Regions from separate parts of the Homo sapiens genome. Here region 1 is linked to region 2. The links are chromatin loops, found by intact Hi-C in ENCODE. Cell type or tissue: dorsolateral prefrontal cortex. All regions are shown on one strand. Links, peaks and the distances in the headings refer to the core of each region. The heading gives the core; the rest is flanking DNA. Region 1 overlaps AGAP1 (ArfGAP with GTPase domain, ankyrin repeat and PH domain 1). Region 2 overlaps AGAP1 (ArfGAP with GTPase domain, ankyrin repeat and PH domain 1).

What was found. A loop is a pair of places that touch in the nucleus more often than their neighbours do. Peaks named below come from ENCODE experiments on the same cell type or tissue, not always from the same donor. Only the 100,000 strongest peaks of a DNase experiment are listed, where the experiment ranks them.
Region 1: a loop joins it to region 2, with 3 times the contacts of the local background. A loop is called at or near these places in 2 of 110 quality-filtered maps.

What each region holds. Positions count from the first base shown.
Region 1 is chr2:235,769,995-235,775,372 of GRCh38, reverse strand. All of the region lies in intron 6 of AGAP1 (ArfGAP with GTPase domain, ankyrin repeat and PH domain 1), which reads right to left. All of the region lies in intron 3 of LOC105373942 (a long non-coding RNA gene), which reads left to right. Among named protein-coding and RNA genes, the nearest start is that of TNRC17, 250 kb to the right of the region's middle. In dorsolateral prefrontal cortex, for the core only: no CTCF peak of the experiment used is centred there; no DNase peak of the experiment used is centred there; H3K27ac peaks cover 2,130 bases.
Region 2 is chr2:235,919,016-235,924,393 of GRCh38, reverse strand. All of the region lies in intron 11 of AGAP1 (ArfGAP with GTPase domain, ankyrin repeat and PH domain 1), which reads right to left. Among named protein-coding and RNA genes, the nearest start is that of GBX2-AS1, 250 kb to the left of the region's middle. In dorsolateral prefrontal cortex, for the core only: no CTCF peak of the experiment used is centred there; a DNase peak (open chromatin) is centred at 2,297.

The DNA.
Region 1 (5,378 bases), core at 112-5,111, 150 kb after region 2:
ACAACTCACTTTTGGCTGGCACAAAATGATCTCACAGGAATTCTTTCAGTCATCAGGGCACCAAACACAGGCTATACCGATGCAAACCTCCTTTCGTTGAGGGTGACACACCCCATGACAAAATCCTGTGCCAAAGAGTGTGCTACAGTCTGGGACAGGAATCCCAAATTGGTTACTGCTCATCACTGGTTGGTTCCTGGACACCTGCAGGACCTGTGGGCTCTGTCCCCACTCACCTTCTCTGTTCCCCAGCTGGCTGCAGGCAGACAGGACAATCTCCGATGCCCCTTCTGTTCACCCAGTCCTTTTGCTTTGTCACTACTCCTGGAGCTTTCTCTCAAACTTTCCCAGAATTTACAGGGGAATCTCTTCCATAAAAAAAAATAAATTTGGCTCTCAGAAGGGAGCTCCAGCTTTCCCCAAACTGACATTTTGGCACCAGAGAGGGGTGGTGGCTTCGTTTTTGTAGCCTGGTGACAAGCACAGGAGGTGAATGAATGGGCGAGTGAATGCAGGCGCCAATCACTCAGATCAACCCACCGCAGAGATCTCGCTCATCTGAATTCTCTTTCACAAGATAAAAAGGTTAGTAATTACTTTAGGACTGCATCTGTTTTCTACTCTGAGACGTCATTGAAAAGACCAAAATAAGTTCATGTGAAATCTCTGATTGGAATCAAAGTACCGCCATAAAGATGCAGGCAGCCTGCTGCATCTAGGGTAATTGCGAGCAGCCTAACGACTATTTTAATCACTGCATTTAGGCCCAGCTCTACTTCAGAGCCCTGGCTTCATTTCCATTTTAAATGCGACAGTTTTCAGTCCTTGATCGCTTTCCTATCAGCAATTTTTAGGCTACTACACTTAAAGGTTTGGAATCTTATTTTCCCATTAGCCTACTGGTCTTGCCCAAGTCCACGCTGACTTGGGAAAAGTGACTGCCTGCCGTGATGGAAGGGAAGTACTCAACCCGACAGACTCAGCCCTTTTTAAAAACTGGAAGCAGGGGTGAGTCATGGAACTCCCTCTGCAGCAGCACCTCTATCTTCCCAGCCCTGGGCTGGCGACAGGTGTGTGAGGGACTCCTCTGATGGCTGTGGATAGGGGAGGCTGGAATTTCTGCCTTACGGATTTTCCAGATGTGCATTTTTAGTTTATAGATGTGCCATACTTTACAGAAGAAATGTCTATAATATCAAGAATAAGGGCATTTATTTATGAGTTGAATTTTCAAGACTTCTACAAATAGTTTTCTCCTAGATCTGGATATTTAATTGCAAGGCAGTAAAACAATCTGAGATTAAGAAATTTAACTTTTGTTCATCGTAGTCATAATAGTAGTAGTAATTGCTATCTCTTGGTCCTGTTTTATTTTTGTTAAAAATCTTAGAGGGGGAAAAAAAGTTGGCTGAATGGACCAGCAGGTGAGATGAAGAGTTGATTGTCTTCAAACGTAAAATATCTCAAGCAAGAAAAGAAGAAAAAAGTCTCTTCAATAAATGTTGGCAATATTTTCGAGATTTTTTTCTTTTTTTGGTGCAAGGACAGTAAAGGAAAACAAAGGGCACTCAACTAATTAGAAGATAAACTGTGATTCTCCGAAGAAAACCAGCCCCCATCTCAGGAAACTTCCATAGGAGAGGACATGACTCACCAGTCCATTCCCAGGTCCAACCACTGTTTCTAATGAATGAACTGGCGCTATTATTTAAAAGGATCAGAATCTATAGTGAGGTAGTAGAACAGAGTATGGGGGCAGGGAACCTAAGGCCGATTCACGCTGACTTCCTAGAACTAAATCGAACGAAAACCCCAACTTTCCACACCTAAGTAACAAAAGGACCTGAGGCTGCTCCCTTTGCAACCCCCTCCCTGCCTTTTCTGCAAGGCAGATGGAAAACTGAAAGTGCCTCCACCTGGTTGCTTTCTGCAACCAATCAATCAGACATTTGCATAGGAGTGTAACTTTGTAACTTTGCTTCAGCCTTTGATTGGTTGCTTTCCACAACCAATCAGACTGACCGTAGGCCAAATCTTCATTTGCATAGAAGTGTAACCTTTGTAACCTCACTTCCACCTTGGATTGGTTGCTTTCTGCAACAAATCAGACTGACTGGGGGCCATGACTTCATTTGCATGGGGTGTACACCAAATGGCCAATGGGAAACCTCTAGAGGATATTTAAACCCCAGAAAATTCTGTTACTGGGTTCTTGAGCCCCTATGCTCCGGCTGCTCCCACCCTGTGGAGTGTACTTTTGTTTTCAATAAATCTCTGCTTTTGTTGCTTCATTCTTTCCTTGCTTTGTTTGTGCATTTTGTTCAATTCTTTGCTCAAAAGGCCAAAAACCTGGACCCCCTCCACCAGGAACAATAGTAAGTTGATCTGCTTCCAAAACACAGAGGGGAGAAAAAGTGGCTACAGACAGCTTGGTGCTTTTCACTCCATATCCCAACAAAATCAAACAGAGCCATCCCGACAGCTTTACTGGGCACATAAAGAATGCAGGGCCCACAAGGACTCAGTGACCTCCTGAAGGTCAGAGAGAGACCCGCTTGCATCCCAGGCTCCGAGGGCGGCCTCTGCCTGTCTACTCGCGGCTGGTTCCATGTGAAGGCTGGTCACAGCCGCTCAGCTGTGCTCAGTCCTGTGACAATGAACTCTCTGCCTTGTGTTCAGTGTCACCCACCTTCTTAGGCCCAAGCTACAGACACATTTCAGCTATGAGAGGCATTCCCAGAAGAAGATAATCAAGAAAAGGCAGATCCATTTCACAGCTGGGTCAACTGACTAAGTGAGATGCTGAAGCACCATGAATGGGAGGACTCTGTGGTCCAGCCCAGAGTTTATCCATCCACAAGCCATAACCTACAAGTGCTGGCTTCTTGGTAGCTGACTGAGGAACAGCTAAGATGGAGATCTGATGGGGCTGGAATACATGCGCCTGCTGGTGAGGAGCTATTTGTCAACAGCTGTCTTTAGGGAAGTTCGTCAAGAGAAATCAGAGTTTCTCAGTGTGGTCTGTCATAAAGCATCAGCTCTGCTTGTCTTGTCATTAGCGGGATTATAAGAAATATCTGGGGTTGGGTGTGGTGGCTCACACACGTAATCCCAGCACTTTGGGAGGCTGACGCAGGCGGATCACCTGAGGTCAGGATTCGAGACCAGCCTGGCCGACATCCCTGTCTCTACTAAAAATACAAAAAATTAGCCAGGCATGGTGGCTGGTTAATTAATGTAATCTCAGCTACTTGGGAGGCTGAGGCAAGAGAATCACTTGAACTCGGAGGCGGAGGTTGCAGTAAGCCAAGATCGCACCACTGCGTTCCAGCCTGGGCAACAGAGTGAGACTCCAACTCAAAAAAAAAAAAAAGATAAGAAAAGAAAAAAAAAAAGAAACAAGAAACATGTCAGCTCCGGAACATTGCATTTACTTCTATTTTCTAAACAGAACAGTTATGTAATTCCATCTGAATTTTTTGTCACAGGCCTCGAAACAAGTAAAAAGGATGAATGATTAAAATATGAAATATTGTAAGGTTAAAACGACATACTGATTCTTTGAAGAGAAATTCAGAACTCATTTCTAACACTGGGGAGAGACAGGAGTGCTGGGAAGAGGGGGAGGTAAGGAGTGAGTTGGAAGAAGGAAGGAGGGAGCCCCTGACTGCACAAGATGTAACTGACGCAGATGAGCACCCACCACAACGGCCGGAGTCACACAGCCTCTCCTCGCTTCAGCTTCCTGGGCTCTAAGCCTCTCCAGGTGGGGATCACTCTTCGGGGAAGACCAGACAGGGCAGATGGAGCTCTCAAGTCACGTGAACACACGGCCACCAGTTCCACAGGGCAGAGACCGGCATGTCTCCAGTTGAAAAGCCACGCCCGTCATCTTTGCACGCCCACATGCCTTAGGTCACCCTGGCTGCATCCTGTGGCAGGTCCGTGGGTTCCTGGGGGTGCCCTGCTCCCAGCTGTGCCCACGTGTGGTGGGAGCCCCAGAGTGGCCCCAAGGCTCCTCAGGTGCACCTGAACCTTCTGCACCTATGGCGCAGCCTGGAGACCGTGCTCCCCAGCAGAAGCCCTCTGGAGGCGGCCTGCCTCTGACCATCTGCCTTAGCTTCCTGCAGCTGCTCTAACAAGTTCCCATGAACCCAGTGGCCCAACAGAAACTTAATTTTCTCAAAGTTCTGGACGCCAAAGTCCAAAATCGCCATCACTTGGCTGACAAGGTGCTGGGGGCCATGCCGGACCCAGAGACTACAGGTGAGCAGTTATCTGTGGGCCTCCCAGCACCTGCGGCGGCCGCACTCCTGGGCCATGTTAGTCCCAACATCCAGGCAGCATCTTCAAACTCCTCTGCTCCACGTGGACCCTTCTCCCTCCCTATTATAAGGATACATGCAATTGCTTTCAGGGCCCAATCAGAAGGTATTCAAGATTCTTAACCACATCTGCAAAGACCCTTTATATTTTGGACACAAAATATAATATTCGTCAATTCCAGGGATTAGAACTTGAGTATCTTTTGGGACCCCATCTTCCTGCTCACCACACCATCTCGGTACAGGGGTCAGACATTCCTGAAGCATTGGAATCTGCCACTTTGAGCTTAATTATCCTAGCACTGACTGTGATAATCCATGAAAGGCAATTTTTTTCTCAAAATCCACCAGCTTTTCTAAGCAGTTTAAATAAAAGTCTGAAATGATTCTGAGTGTTCTAAGCCTTGTCCTTCAGTTTAAGCTTCTATTTAAATCTTCTACTTTAGGAGATTTTATGATTGCGTGAATATCCATCATGGGCAATGCAGGAACCCTCCGGAGCCCCCACTTGAGAATCACTTGAACCTAGGAGGCGGCAGTTGCAGTGAGCCGAGATGGCACCACTGCACTCCGGCCTGGGTGACAGAGTGAGACTCTGTCTCAAAAAGAAAGAGGCCAGGCGTGGTGGCTCACGCCTGTAATCCCAGCACTTTGGGAGGCCGAGGTGGGCAGATCATGAGGTCAGGAGATCGAGACCATCCTGGCAAACACTGTGAAACCCGTCTCTACTAAAAATACAAAAAAAATTAGCCAGGCGTGGGGTGGCGTGCGTCTGTAGTCCCAGCTACTGGGGAGGCTGAGGCAGGAGAATGGCATGGCATGAACCCGGGGAGCGGAGCTTACAGTGGGCGGAGATCCCACCACTGCATTCCAGCCTGGGCGATACAGTGAGACTCCGTCTCAAAAAAAAAAAAGAAACAAAGAAAGAAAAAAATGTGTGTGTATATATATGTGTTATTACTAGGAGGTGGGATTATAGGTGATTTTTACTTGCTGTCTTACAGTTTCCTGTATTTTTACAAACAAGTTATTTTAATCACAAAAACATGTTTA
Region 2 (5,378 bases), core at 254-5,253:
AGAAGGTATACAGCAGATCCACATGTGGCCCAAACGCAAGGCAGAGTAACACAAGAGCAGCCAGAAAGTATGAGGGTCAGGGAGCCCACCGCTGCTGGAAGGTACAGGAGAGGCTCCAGGGGACACTGCAGCTTTTAGACTTTGGAATTAGGCCCATCTAGATAAAGAATAGATGGAAAGGGGAGATACTGCCTTAAGTCTACCTAAGATACTACCTTAAGATACTACCTTAGACTTAAGGTAGTATCTTGCAAGGGATGTTGACAGAATGAACAGACTGGTGAGACAGGGGTAGTGTCTACTCCCAGCGAGGGGGGCACATCTGTTTGCTGTCTGGGACAGTAAATGTCACTCTCCACGGCAAACTTTGGACAGGCTTGCTTACGTGCTCTTATTAAACACGGGGGTTTCCTAAGCTCGGGGCTGTCCCAGGACAACCTACACCACTCTTCTAATTGACTTACTGGATGCAAAGCTTTCATAAAACATTTCAAGTCCACTTCTTTTTTTTTCCTCCTTTAAGATTTCTCTTCTCCTTTCACATCTTTCAGATTTAAATCATACAGATGCACATAAACATGGCCACCAAAAAGTAGGTGCTAGAATGTTCAGAGCAGCACTGCTCATAACAGCCCCACGCTGGGAATGACGGCACTGTCCATCACTGTAGGTACATCACGGCACAACGGAACATTACCCAATGACAACAAGGAACTACTGACACGGGCCACAACTGCGGTGACATCACACACAGAACACAGAGCCGGAGACAAGCACGAGAGTGCCAACTGTTAGGATCCCGTCCAAGGACAGGCGAAACCCATCTACGGAGTGAGAAATCAGATGGTGGTCACCCTTGTGAGTGGGGTGGGGTGGGGTGGGGGTGCACGGGACAGGAAGGGGTCCATGAGGGCTGGCTACCTGCTGCTTCTGGATGTGAGTGGCGGCCCCTGTAAACGTGGCTATGACTTATGATTCTGTGCGTCTTATGTGTATGTTGTACCAGTAACACTTATCCAAAAACCTAGAAAATGTCATTGGAATGGCTTGTGAATGCAGAGGTCAGGTCAGGAAGTGTAAGAGACAGAACAGGGTTGTACAAGGAAACAGCTGTACCAGCAATAAGTCCTTAAAAAGTGGCCCAGCCCCAAACAGTATAGGATGCTGGCTTCCACAGGAAGGCAGTCATAAAAGGACCTTTTCGGCATCGTCCCCCAAATATTATTTGCGTTACCATGAAATACATGACTGACGACATGGCCCATTCTGAACTCAGAAAGAGTGTTTCCTCAAATACCCCATCTACGGATCAGCTGGTACTCGCCCCGATTAGCAGGGGGTGACTGCATTACCATGCTAATCCATGTCCTCGCTGCGCCACTTCCTTGATATGGATATGTGTGTGTGCTTACTGAGCTGCCTTGATTAGTGCAAGCTTCCATGTGTCAAAAGCGCCAGATTCTTTCCAAAGAATAATTTTAGCTGTACTTATATCCCTAAAGTGGAAGAGTTGATTTGAAAAGGTACTTACCTCCACCATATGCTATTTTTCTTTACACAATTTGCATTTCAAAGTGAATATGGCATTTATATCTGAATGAATATCAGTATGTTGCCTGAACTGATCTCAAATGAGCATGAAAAAGATGCTGGTTTTCTATTGAACAAGAATGTTTTCATCCACCAAATGACATCAAAGACAGAATCCCTCTTTTAAGCTATTAGCTTATTACATTAAAAATAGCCTGTTCTGATTTTTAAAAATATACTCTGAAATGATGGCTTTTCATAGCATTCAAATAAAGATTCATCAACAAATCTTTACAATAACAATAACAAAATACAAAAGTTCATTCCCTGCGCCTTCCAATTTTGGTCTGTCTTTACAAATAGGACTTAACTTCACCAAAGCATTTAACTAGGAAAATAATAGCTGGCATTTGACTTATTGGTTAAGTAAGCCTGAAAAGAGGAGCAACTCTTGGTGATGGCGATAGGAACTTTCATGTACATAGAAAGAGGGCGGGGAAAAAGCCAAAAAGGATTCTATGAGCACTTGAGTGTAAAACAGACGTTTATTCCCACTGCAGAATTGTATACCTTCTATTTTAACAAATCCTAATTACAGGAATATGATTGACAAGAATTCACCCTTCCCCTATGGAGCCTTCACCCTTAGAAACATCCAGGGACGGCTTTCTTCGGTCCAATCTCATTCACAGGCAGCTTCAAATGCTGTAAAAACTCAGCGTGAGCGGCTACCTTGCAAACCCTACAGCTGCACCACGCCCGTTGTGCGCATGTGTGGGAAAACCGGGTTCCCTGGAATCACAACTGGATGAAGGAGGCGACGTTAACAGTCACATCACTTCAAACTAGGCCTTCGCCATCTGTTCTGTCCTCTAATTACAAACCCAAAAAGAACAGAATTCACAACACTACCATAAAAAGTGAGACACACGATTTAAGGCCTGTGAATGGGGCCCATTCGCTCCTGTATTTGCATTGGAGATCTGCCTTGCTTTTGGCAAGTGGAATTTCAGGCTGAGAGGATTTTTTTTCCAAGGACACATTCAGTATCTTATAAGATGTAGGCATTCGGGACTCTGCATCCTGTGATACTTGTTTTGTAAAAGAGTACAATTCAACATATCTACTAGGAAGACACAAATCTGGTGTTTCTTGATACCTTTTGTTTAGTTAAGAGATTTTCCATGTTATGTTTATCAAGACAGAGTACAGAGTTCAGACCTAGTCACAATGACAGATGTAATTACTACTAAATACAGCAACGTGGCCAGGCTTAGGATTCCACATCCTGGAATTACACAGCTCTTTCCTACAACGTAGAAACAGCTCATTGTATGCTGCTTTCTCCCTGTTCTAAATTATGATGTCAAGGAAAAAAATAATGGGGGCCTATTTTGTTGTACTGTTAAAATATACTTGGCAAAAGTACAGATATACAAATAATGTAAACTAAATCCACCAAAATCTCGTCTAACAGATCAATTTTTTATTGAACATATGCATACATTGTTCTTGGTTATGGCCACAGAAAAGATATAACTTTATACACTTCTTTAATATGATTTCCTAACCATTTTCCCCATGTTGTTATGTAATCTTCATAATTTTAGATATGTAACATTATTGATTTAATGTAGATAATTTATATCACCATTTTTCTACTTCTGGATAGTTTTGGTTGTTTCCAATTTCTGGCTATAAACAACACTGCAAAGGACATCTTCTACTTTTGAATTTTCCTTAGAAGAAATTCTCAGCAGCGTTATTACTGGAACAAACAGCATAATATATCTTTCTGATTCATGATATATGTTGCTAATTAATTTTCTTAATGACCAGTAACTAAAAGAAGATGGAACCTGGGCATCTTTAAAGCAATTTAGTCCATAATTTCTAAGTGGATAATAATAATAATGAAGAAATGGTGATAATGATAACAGTATGCCCCATGTGGTTAATATAATGATCAAATTATGTAAAGCACTCTGTAAACTGTAAAACCTCTGCAGATATCAGTTATTAATCTCATCAACAGTGGGTTTTCCTATCTCTACAGTTTTTTAGCAAAAGCTTAAAATGGTGATGTTGCTAATCTTGTTTGTCTTTAAAATCTAAAATGTCTGAATATTTTCCTTATGTTTCCCTTGTAATGGTGTCTCTTCATGTATGAACTGTGCATGCCATCTGCCTCCTGTTTGCTTTAGTGCTGTAGTTGGCATCACTTTGCTTGAGCTCATTCATTCCCTCTGTGAGTACTTACTGAACACCCACCATCAACTAGTGAAGTGCTTGGTGCTGTGGAGAACTCCACGGCACCCCCCATCTTCCAGCATCCCAAAGGTCTGATGATCAGAGCGATGCCAATGTTGTCAGAGGTACAGTTTACAAAAGAAAGGAAGGAGAGAAAAAAAACAACAACCCTGCGCTTGGGGCACCATGCGCATGCAGCGGATGAAGGACATGGCCTGACAGCAGGTGACAGTGAGCTGGAGCGCCAGAGTCATCCCTTCCCTCCCATCCCTGGGTTACTGCTCCATGTTGGGAGTGGATATCATGTGGCAATTGGTACAATTTAAGACAAAATATTTACCATGTCAGACGCTAAGTTCTCATTTAAGTAATTATATTTAGAAATAAGTGTAAGTATTTATTCTAAAGACAAAGTTGCTTTCTCCAGCCACACAGTTCTACATAACAGAAAAAAGAATATACAGAATCCAGACCCAGTTGCAATGACAAATTTAACGACTACTAAATACATCAACGTGGCCAAGCAGAATTCAACATCCTAGAATTAGACGGTTCGTCGTCACTTCCTAAAACGTGGAGTCTTATTCCGACCTTTGCAAAACAATGTGTGCCATTCTCATTTTGCCATTTTTATCTGCTGAAGGAACACGTGCTGCTCCAGATTCCGACAGTGTTTATGGAGAGCGCCATCGTACGGCTTGTCTTGGCCACAATCCATCTCCTGGTATGGGTTATATGGACAAGCTGATGCAACAGCGAGGATGAGGGGTGTAAGCATTGTGAAGACGGAGAAGAAAAGAATTTTTCTTTGTTTGGTGTCTTCCTTTGCCATGAATAACGGTTCCATCTTTACAATATTCTTTCTCCTTTATATGATAAATGCAACAGGTGTGTGTGTGTGTGTTTTTAACATGAAATTCATTTTCATTTGACAACACTGTTTTGAGGGGAGCGTTCCCCGGTCATCTCTGAATTTTACAGTCCCCTTCCAGGAGCAGGTGGCCCCACAGCTCTATCCTGAGAAGTATTCACTACTACTTCTTTCTCTGCTTTCCAGTTCTTACAAAATGATCTCACAACTGAATCCAGCAATGACACAGGGAAGACAAAGCACCAAGGAGTACCCCGGGCTCACAAGTCTGATAACATGAGGCGGGTTTTACAGGTTTGCTGGTTGGGATGTTACGGGGTTTGACCACTCCCTAGAAATACTCCAGAAACGCAAACGTTCACTATATGAGTGGTAACTCAAAACAATGGGCCACAAGGTTTCGAGATGGAAAAATGTCACGATTACTTCGAAAAACTCTCCTCTGCCAGTGTGGGAAAGGACTGCAGGAAGCAGGGAAGCCACGGACTCAACTCTAGCCTGGAAGAACCAGAAGCCCTTTCCCAAGGCCTCGGTTCTCACTGGCCCCCGGGGCTGGCAGCTGGCTCCCTGGTGGAGGGGGCGCGGGTAATTCACAGAGGCTCTTCCGGGCACCTCCTCTTTCCCACAGCTGACCCTGCAGACCACTTCGCTGGTCTCGGAAGCATCAGTTCAGCAGCTGAAACACTATTCCTCCCTGCCCACACACATTTTTGAGAGAAAAAAAGTG